2 separate regions of the Homo sapiens genome follow, and region 2 is linked to region 1. A link is an interaction called in ENCODE POLR2A ChIA-PET data of the cell type or tissue named here. Cell type or tissue: PC-9. All regions are shown on one strand.

Region 1 (5,000 bases):
TTTTTTTTTTGAGACAAGGTCTCGCTCTGTCACTCAGGCTGGAGTGCAGTGGTGCAGTAATAGCTCACTGCAGCCTCAAATGCCTGGGCTCAAGGAATCCTCCCACTTTACCCTCCTGAGTAGCTAGGACTACAGGCACGCATCACCACATGGGGCTAATTTTTAAAAAATGTTTGTAGAGGCGGGATCTTGCTTTGTTTTCCAGGCTGGTCTCAAACCTGTGGGCTCAAGTGATCCTCTTGCCTCGGCCTCCCAAAATGCTGGGATTACAGGTGTGAGCCACTACACCAGGCCAAACCTAATTTTTTTTTTTTTTTTTTGAGACAGAGTTTTGCTCTTGTCACCCAGGCTGGAGTGCAATGGCGAGATCTCGGCTCACTGCAGCCTCCGCCCCACCCCACCCTACCCCAGGTTCAAGCAATTCTCCTGCCTCAGCCTCCTGAGTAGCTGAGATTACAGGCGGCTGTCACCACACCCAGCTAATTTTTGTATTTTTAAAATTTATTTTTAGTTTTTTGAGATGGAGTCTTGCTATGTTGCCCAGGCTGGAGTACAGTGGTGCAAACTCGGCTCACTGCAACCTCTGTCTCCCAGGTTTAAGCAATTCTACTGCCTTGGCCTCCCGAGTAGCTGGGATTACAGGTGCATGCCACCACACTGGCTAATTTTTATATTTTTAATAGAGATGGGGTTTTGCCATGTTGGCCAGGCTGGTCTGGAACTCCTGACCTCGTGATCTGCTTGCCTCGGCCTCCCAAAGTGCTGGGATTACAGGCATGAGCCACTGCGCCCGGCCATAATTTTTGTGTTTTTAGTAGAGACAGGGTTTCACCATGTTGGCCAGGCTGGTCTTGAACTCCTGATGTCAGGTGATCCACCCACCTTGGCCTCCCAAGGTGCTGGGATTATAGGCGTCAGCCACCGCTCCCGGCAAAACCTGAATTTTTAACTAGCATGCTGGGTGAATTTTATCAGGACAGTGAACCAGGACTCTCTGAAATCCCTTCCCCGGGATAGTCAACGAGGCTTTCAATTTAAACTTGCATTTGAAGCTTGCAGAGACTCACACTGACTTACCCAGGCCCTAACACACAGCAGCTGTCTCCATGGTTGCGCCAGGTAGTGAAGGATACAGGGCAGCAGGAAACGAGTCCCGGTTCTCAGGTGGATCCCGTGCTTCCACCTCTGTTAGAGCCCAGGCCCTGAGGGCATAGGGCCAAATTGCCACAGAGCTCCAGAGAAATCTGTCTCTCCCGTCCCCCACCCTAAGACTGAGCTGCTGGAGGAAAGAGGCCAGGTTTGTTTCCTTTTATTGGTTAACTCTCTTCAGTCGCCCCTTTCTCCTGCAGACACCTTGGGGACTTTTAGTAATTGTCAGCTGAATGAATAAATTAATGACAGAGGGAGACAGACGTGTTAACAGCTAACAGTAATTCAAGCAGAATGGAGTAAGTGCTAAATAGTGGTGGAATGAGTCATGAATGCTGACAGGGAAGGAAGAGGGAAAAAGGCATTCATTCTCTCCCCCTCCACTGTCAAAACAGTGCCTTCACTCTTCCTCCCTCCATCTCTCTTACAGGCACCAGAGAGCAGAAAATGTATGTGTATAGTTTCAAGAACAGTTCCAAAGCAAACACCCATATAGTCACCCCCATGTGCTGGCCCCCAGGATAAGAAATAGAACCTTGCCAGAACCTCAGAAGCCTTTCCTGGCCCCCTCCATGACATCATCATTCCCCGCCTCTTGCCCTCATCTAACTTCTAATCTGATTCTGAGGGGAATCATTTTCTTACTTTTCTTTTTTTTTTCTCCTTCTTTTTTTTTTTTTTTTTGAGACAGAGTCTTTCGCTCGGTCACCCAGGCTGGAGTGCAATGCCATGATCTTGGCTCACCGCAACCTCTGCCTCCCGGGTTCAAGGGATTCTCCTGCCTCAACTTCCCAAGTAGCTGGGATTACAGGCATGCGCCACCACACTTGGCTAATTTTGTATGTTTAGTAGAGATGGGGTTTCACCATGTTGGCCAGGCTGGTCTTGAACTCCCTGCCTCAAGTGATCCACCCACCTTGGCCTCCCAAAGTGCTGGGATTACAGGCGCGAGCCACCGTGCCTGGCTCATTTTCTTACTTTTCTTAATTTTTTTTTTTTTTTTTTTTTGAGACAGAGTCTCGCTCTGTTGCCCAGGCTGGAGTGCAGTGGCGCAATCTCGGCTCACTGCAACCTCTACCTCCTGGGTTCAAACGATCCTCCTGCCTCAGCCTCCCAAGTATCTGGGATTATAGGCACCTGCCACCACGCCCAGCTAATTTTTGTATTTTTTGTAGAGATGGACTTTCACCATGTTGGCCAGACTGCCTCTGGTCTCGAACTCCTGACCTCAAGTGATCTGCCTGCCTTGGCCTCCCAAAGTGTTGGGATTACAGGCATTACCACTGCCTCTGGCCATTTTCTTACTTTTCTTTATTGTTTGACTGTGAATGTCTATGTCACAAGACAAGACGTTGCCTTGTTTTGAATTTATGACCACACGTTTTCTTCTGTGGCTTGCTTTCCTTGTGCAATATTTTTTGGACTTTTGCCTGTGTCGATGCTTGTGGTGGTAGGTATACATTCTCACTGCTGCATGGCCGATTCTATTGTGTAAACATACCACAACTTACTTAGCCATTCTCCTGTGGATGGTCATTTGGATTGTGTCCAGTCTTTGGCAATTACTAGCAATGCTGCTGTATGTGACTCCTAATGCACACATCTATTTAATATATTTAAGAGGAAGTGCTGGGTCATGGGGTATGTGATTTTCAACTTTCCCAGCTAGTGCCTAACTGTTTTCTGAAATGCATCTGCTTCTAGACTGTCTCATTTGCAGTTCAACTTACTCAGTAGCACTAGGGTAGTCTCTCCTAACAGGTAATACCAATTGAACTCTCTTAGTTTCATCAGGGTAAGCGTTTGGGGAAAGGGGAGGATAAAAATGGTTAGGTGTGGCCGAGTGTGGTAGCTCATGCCTGTAATCCCAGCACTTTGGGAGGCCAAGGTGGGCGGATCACAAGGTCAGGAGATGGAGACCATCCTGGCTAACATGATGAAACCCTGTCTCTACTAAAACTACAGAAAAATAAGCTGAGTGTGGTGGTGTGTGCCTGTAGTCTCAGCTACTTGGGAGGCTGAGGCAGGAGAATGGCGTGAACCCAGGAGGCGGAGCTTACAGTGAGCTGAGATCACGCCACTGCACTCCAGCCTGGGTGACACAGTGAGACTCCATATCAAAAAAAAAAAAAGAAAAGGTCAGGTATGGTGGCTCACACACTAGCACTTTGGGAGGGAGGCTAAGGAAGGAGGATCACTTGAGTCCAGGAATTAGAGGCTGTAGTGAGCTATTATCATACCCCTGTATGCCAGCCTGGGCAACAGACTGAGTCCCTATCTCAATAAAAAAAAAAAGAGGAGAAGAAAAATGGTGTATAGAGACCCCCGATGGGAGTAAGCCCAAGGTTCATTGGCTACTGTGACAGTCAGTTAAATTATTTTTTTCTGGCTGGGTGCAGTGGCTCATGCCTGTAATCCTGCACTTTAGGAGGCTGAGGTGGGCAGATCAATTAAGGTCAGGAGTTTGAGACAAGCCTGACCAACATTGCAAAATCCTGTCTCTACAAAAATACAAAAATTAGCCAGGCGTGGTGGCGGGCGCCTGTAATCCCAGCTACTAGGGAGACTAAGGCAGGAGAATCACTTGAACCTAGGAGGCAAAGATTGCAGTAAGCCAAGGTCATGCCACTGCACTTCAGCCTGGGCGACAGAGCAAGACTCTGTCTCAAAAAAACAAAAACAAACACAAAAAAACCCAAAATAAAAAATTATTTTTTTCTGTGAGTAACAGAAATCCCCAAATAACAGCAGATTAAACAAAACAGAAATACATTTCTCTCCCACATAAATGAAAGTCTGAAGTCAGCTATCCAGACTGATACAGTGCTCCACGAGGTAGGTTCCTTTGCTCTTGTTCCACTGTCTCTGCAAATGGCTTGAGCTGCTTGAGCTCCAGCCATCACGTCTATATCCTAGCCAACAAGAAGGAGGAAAGACAAAAAGAAATTTTTGTCTCTTTCCTTTGAATACACTTTCAGAAAGTCACACAGGCACTGCATATATTCCAGTGGCCAGAGCTTAATCTCACAGAAAGAAAGATCTGCAAGTGATACTGGGAAATGTAGTCCTTGTTCTTGGTGGCTGTGTGCCCAGCTAAAATCCGGGAGTTTCATGATTAAGGAAGGAGGGAGAATGGATTTTGCAGGACAATGAACAATCTCTGCTATGGATATCCTTGCTCAGGAAAGCACTTCTGGGTAGGTCTGCCTAATGCCCTCACCACACACACTTACAGATACATATCTCAGAAGTCGAAATGGAGAGTAAAGTAGGTATTTAGCAATGCCATGTCTTTATTTATTTTATTTTATGTTATTTTATTTTTTGAGACAGTTTTGCTCTTGTTGCCCAGGCTGGAGTGTAATGGCGCGTTCTCCGCTCATTGCAACCTCTGCTTCCCAGTTCAAGCAATTCTCCTGCTTCAGCCTCCCAAGTAGCTGGAATTACAGGCATGTGTCACCATGCCCCGATAATTTTGTATTTTTGGTAGAGACAGGGTTTCACCAGGTTGGCCAGGCTGGTCTCAAACTCCTGACCTCAGGTGATCCGACCACCTCAGCCTCCCAAAGTGCCAGGATTACAGGCATGAGCCACCTTGCCTGTCAATGCCATGTCTTTAAATATTACAAGATATACTCTCTGTTCATCTAGGAAACTGTGGTGCCCAAATGGTGAGTATAATTAGTTATTTTAGGCAAATACTCTGCTGGATCATATGGCAATTTTTTTTTTTTTGAGATGGAGTCTTACTCTGTCGCCCAGGGTGGAGTGAAGTGGTGCCATCTCGGTTCACTGCAACCTCCTCCTTCTGGGTTCAAGCAATTCTCCTGCATCAGCCTCCTGAATAGCTG
Region 2 (5,000 bases), 93 kb after region 1:
TTCTCTGATCTCTGCTATGGCCATTCTAGAAGGATAGATTACATGTAGGTAGTGAGTACAAGGTTTGGGGCACATTTGTGCAAGACATGATAAACACAGTTCATTGAGTGACCTTTATATGAGCCACAGCAGTTTTTACCCCAGAGAAGTGATTCTCAACCCGGAGTGATTTTTCTCCTAAGGGAACAGTTGGCTAAGTCTGGAGACATTTTTGATTGTCACAACTGGGAAAGGTGGGAAGTGCTTCCGGCATCTAGTGGTTAGAGGGCTGGGATTTTTATAGTTATTCTAAAACATACAGTCCCCACAACATATCCATATGGAATTATCCATATGGAAATATCAGTAGTGCTGAGGTTGAGAAACCCTGCCCCAGAGATACACATAACCTAGTGAAGTAAGTTGTACAGATTCATGTGTAAAACCATTGTGTTTTCCTGGTATTTTATGTATTCCTTAGGTGTATCCTGTGAGTTTGGCCTTGCCCAGTGGGTTTTATTTACTTTAGTTCGCTACATGACTAATGGCTACAAATTGGACTGCAACATTCTAGGTCTTGGAAAATCACAGCAAGGCCAAGAAAAGTTGGAGTAGTTTTATTAACCAGAGTGTTTATGTTTTCAGAACGACACCGTAACTATCCGCACTAGAAAGTTCATGACCAACCGACTACTTCAGAGGAAACAAATGGTAAGGAAGGGCACATCAATCTTTGCTTAATTGTCCTTTACTCTAAAGATGTATTTTATCATACTGAATGCTAAACTTGATATCTCCTTTTAGGTCATTGATGTCCTTCACCCCGGGAAGGCGACAGTGCCTAAGACAGAAATTCGGGAAAAACTAGCCAAAATGTACAAGACCACACCGGATGTCATCTTTGTATTTGGATTCAGAACTCATTTTGGTGGTGGCAAGACAACTGGCTTTGGCATGATTTATGATTCCCTGGATTATGCAAAGAAAAATGAACCCAAACATAGACTTGCAAGAGTAGGTGTCTTTTCATTTGTTGATCAGCTCCTGAAGACCTATTTTTTCAATAGCGTTGTGTTGTGAGTGTGGTAAAAAGGGCAAGACCAAGCAATCTGGGATACAACTCTGAAAGGATTAAGAGAAAAAGTTATTTCATAAAATGCACAGGTGGAGTACGGGGGTTCAAAATTGAAGTCTGACATTTGAGCTGAGTTCAGAAGGGCAGCTGAAGTAGTGTTCTTGGAGATGGGCTAGGGGTAAGGATTGTTTTCCAGAGGAGAAGTAAGGGGATGTGTTTGGAAAGGTAGCCTGGCACCAAATTCACTTAGTTTGGATTAAGTCTGCATCTGGGCTTAAACCCATAGGTAGTCAGGAACCAGGAAAAGTTTTTGATTGTATACTGAGTGTCAAACACTGCAGAGTGAACTACAGCAGTGATCTGGGCAAGCTCCCCAGCTTACATTCTAGTAAACAAGTAAGCATCATCACCTCGAAGTGCTTGTTTTGTTTGTTCCTTTAACTCACTTTATCCTATCCTGTTAGATAAACCTTCCCATACGATAGCTGTGAGGGAAAATCCTGGTGATGTCATAGGTAGAGGCTGCACTTTTTTTTTTAGAGAGAGAGTTTAGCTCTGTCGCCCAGGCTGGAGTGCAGTGGTACAATCTCCTTGGCTCACTGCAACCTCCGCCTGCCAGGTTCACGCAACTCTTCTGCCTGAGCTTCCTGAGTAGCTGGGATTACAGGTGCGCACCATCATGCCTGGGTAATTTTTGTATTTTTAGTAGAGACTGGGTTTCACCATGTTGGTCAGCCTGGTCTTGAACTCCTGACCTCGTAATCCGCCCACCTCGGCCTCCCAAAATGTTGGGATTACAGGTGTGAGCCACCGTGCCCAGCTGAGGCTGCACTATTTTTAACTGACGTTCGGTCATGTTAAAGGCCTTGCTGAGGTGGTGACATTGAAGCTGAGATCCTTGTAAAGATTTGGAAGTAGTCTTTGTAAAGATACAGAAACAGTCTTGTAGGCCCCAGGAACAGCAAGTGCAAAGGTGGGCAGAGTGGAGATGAGTAGATCCGGAATCTCCATGATGTGGGGGTTGTAAATGCTTGTCTGTCATAAGGGAGTAATGGGGAGTTGAAATGGGAAGAGATCCCCTCAGCCACTTCGGAGGTGCCTTGTTTTGGTAGTGCAAAAGAAGAAAAAATAGTGATCTGTGAGCTCAAGTCTGGACAAGAACAGCCAGTCTCCCAAACTCCCTGTTGAGAGAATGTTGAGTGGACCATTTGTTTCCTGTGAGGCTATTCCATACCTAAAATCCCTTGATGATCCTTTCTGTTCCAGCAAAAACATGCATTAAATGTACTTGAAAAGTTTTGGTTTAGAAAGCTGTGTTTCTTAAGCTCAGACTGGGTCAGTTTCCCTACCAGAGTGGTGGGTAATGATTTTAATGTTTACAAGTCACCTGGATGTACTCTTTTCTCATTCAGCATGGCCTGTATGAGAAGAAAAAGACCTCAAGAAAGCAACGAAAGGAACGCAAGAACAGAATGAAGAAAGTCAGGGGGACTGCAAAGGCCAATGTTGGTGCTGGCAAAAAGGTATAGTTCATTAAGGAAAATATAGAAACGTCATTAATTGTAGGTCTTTAGTTTCTAGGAAAGAAGGGATCTTATTAATTTTTAAAATAACTTTTCTTAATGTTTCTTCTTTTCCCTCTTCTTCTGGATTACAGAAGGTAACATGTTTTAAGAAACTATGTAGCATAGTGTCTTAACACCTCAGTAAAGTAGCTTGGCCCACCCCTTGTCAGCTCACAGCACAATCTGGAGGCCACATTGGTTCATTGATCCCAGCTGGTGGGCACCTTTCAAGCCTATCACAAGAAGTTTTAATTTTACTAATTGGCATAGAACCTTCAATGCAGAGCGGATCCCATTCCCTGTGATTTTACTTATTAATATGGACACTGGTTTAAGAAGCAGTTGGATCAATGTGGCCCGTGTTTTCCTGGCACACTGGAAAGGCAACTGAGATCTCAGGATTGCTTTCCTCTCCAGTTGGCCAAGACAAGTGATTTTAGCGATAAGCAGCTTTTTACCAGCTTTGCTAGCTGTAAATAGTTGGACATTGTAAATCATTGAATAGAATTAAGGTGTTGGGTTGTTAAATTAACAAATAATCAAGTGTTCTGTGAACTTTTTTTTTTTTTTTTTTTTTTTGCTTTTCCTCTCTACTTTCTTGGATTTCTTGTTCATCAGAAATGAAGTGTCTAGCAGGTACTGAGATTGTAAGCACGGTGTGGGGATGCATCACCTTCACTGAGTTTGCTTTGATGATGCTTTGCATGTTGGCCTTTGGACGACAGTTTTATAGTATGGTCGATTATAATGCCAGTGCTATTTAGGCTGGTGCAAAAGTAATTGCAGTGGCAAAAACCACAATTACTTTTGCACCAACCTAATATGTTTTAAGATAGTATATTATGAGCAAAGGAGAAAACGTTTAAAATCATGTTTATTTTGTAAACTCCAAAATGCATGTTACATGTGAAGTGACTCACTGGAGGAAGGTGAGTACTTTACCAAGTAGGCACTTGGGAAATGCTGTGTCCACATACTTAGGAAATGGCTTCAGTTAACACTGGGCTTGGGAAGGGCTCTCTTATCCAAGGAGCAGTCTTCTCTGGAGCCATGAAACCAGCCTGGCAGCACTGGTAATAAACTAGTCTGTGAAATCTGGCAAAGCCTCTGTCCTGTTTGGATATACGCAAAACTGCCTTTTACCATTTCCATTGCTTTTTATTACTTAATCTCCCAACTTTGTGCCTGGTGTCTTTTTTTTTTTTTTTAAAATAGAAAATTTTTGAGGTAATTATGTATTCATATAAAAGTCTTTGGTGGATATGCTTTTTCCCACAAGCACTTGGTTAGAATGGCCCATTACCTCATTTGTTTATTTTTTGAGACAGGGTCTCTTGTCACCCAGGCTGGAGTACAGTGGCATGATCATGGGTTACTGTACCTCCCGGGCTTGGGTGATTCTCCCACCTCAGCCTCCCTTGTAGCTGCGACTACAGGCATGTGCCACCGTGCCCTGCCAATTTTTTGTAGAGACAGGATTTAGCCGTGTTGCTCAGGCTGCTCTTGAACTCCCGGACTTGAGCAGTCTGCTTGTCTAAGCCTTCCAAAGTGCTGGGATTACAGGTGTGAGCCACTGTGCCCAGCCTGTTACCTCATTTAAAACAAATTTTGCACATCTGAACAGCCTAAAATTGTAATGTGATAAGTGGGGTAGGAGTGGGGTGGGCGTAGTGGGATTTTGAATCAATGAAGGCCCTTGTTCTTGTGGCATCCTTTTGCAGTGATTCCCTGCCAGGCAAGGCAGTAAACCTGGGATTGCCTGCCCAGGACTGTAATCACATTGATGTCCCAGCGCCATGGAGTATGTAATGAATGAACTGCCAGCAGAACTACTCACTAAGAACTACTCCCTGTTTGTGAGGATTGTACCTGTTGAGAGAAGTTGCAAAAAGAATTAGTCAAAAGAATTAGTCAAAATTTGTCCTCTGACCTAGGTCTGAAGGACATTTAACACATTGATTGTTCTCTTCATCCAGCCTTTGAGCCCTATGAGTTAGTGCCCTTAGCCTTTGAGTCCCACAGGTATGGAGGAGCTACCTGTGGGGACCTGAGCCATCACTATTCCTGCTTCAAGTTACACTGGTGCCTCTCACTAGCACTGCTCTGAAAAGCCAGCTGGAAAAATCAATGCATTTGAGTACATAAATTCTTTGGCTCCAAAGAAATGCCATAGCAATATTGCTTTTAATTCAGTTTTGTTTAGATGTTAGAATTGGTATTTGTTCTTGCTTTTTGGTTGCGATGGAGTTATATACTAAGTTACTTATACTAAGGCATTAGTAGTCTCATATCTGAGGAGCAATTGTATTTTTAGTTCAGCTAAATTAATGCCTCTTTTTAAATACTAACTTGTACTACTTTTGTGGCTGTGAATGGTATCT

What was found. Peaks named below come from ENCODE experiments on the same cell type or tissue, not always from the same donor. Only the 100,000 strongest peaks of a DNase experiment are listed, where the experiment ranks them.
Region 2: POLR2A ChIA-PET joins it to region 1 with 28 read pairs; 6 of 35 experiments call an interaction of 5 or more read pairs at or near these places.

Annotation. Positions count from the first base shown.
Region 1 is chr10:77,942,084-77,947,083 of GRCh38, forward strand. No RefSeq gene overlaps it. Among named protein-coding and RNA genes, the nearest start is that of DLG5-AS1, 18 kb to the left of the region's middle. In PC-9, no CTCF peak of the experiment used is centred here; DNase peaks (open chromatin) are centred at 1,448 and 2,608; H3K27ac peaks cover 3,214 bases.
Region 2 is chr10:78,034,728-78,039,727 of GRCh38, forward strand. RPS24 (ribosomal protein S24) reads left to right here. Exons shown (of 6, transcript NM_033022.4): 2 at 625-690; 3 at 784-993; 4 at 2,467-2,577. Among named protein-coding and RNA genes, the nearest start is that of RPS24, 3.4 kb to the left of the region's middle. RefSeq lists an enhancer at 4,662-5,000. In PC-9, no CTCF peak of the experiment used is centred here; no DNase peak of the experiment used is centred here; H3K4me3 peaks cover 2,057 bases; H3K27ac peaks cover 682 bases.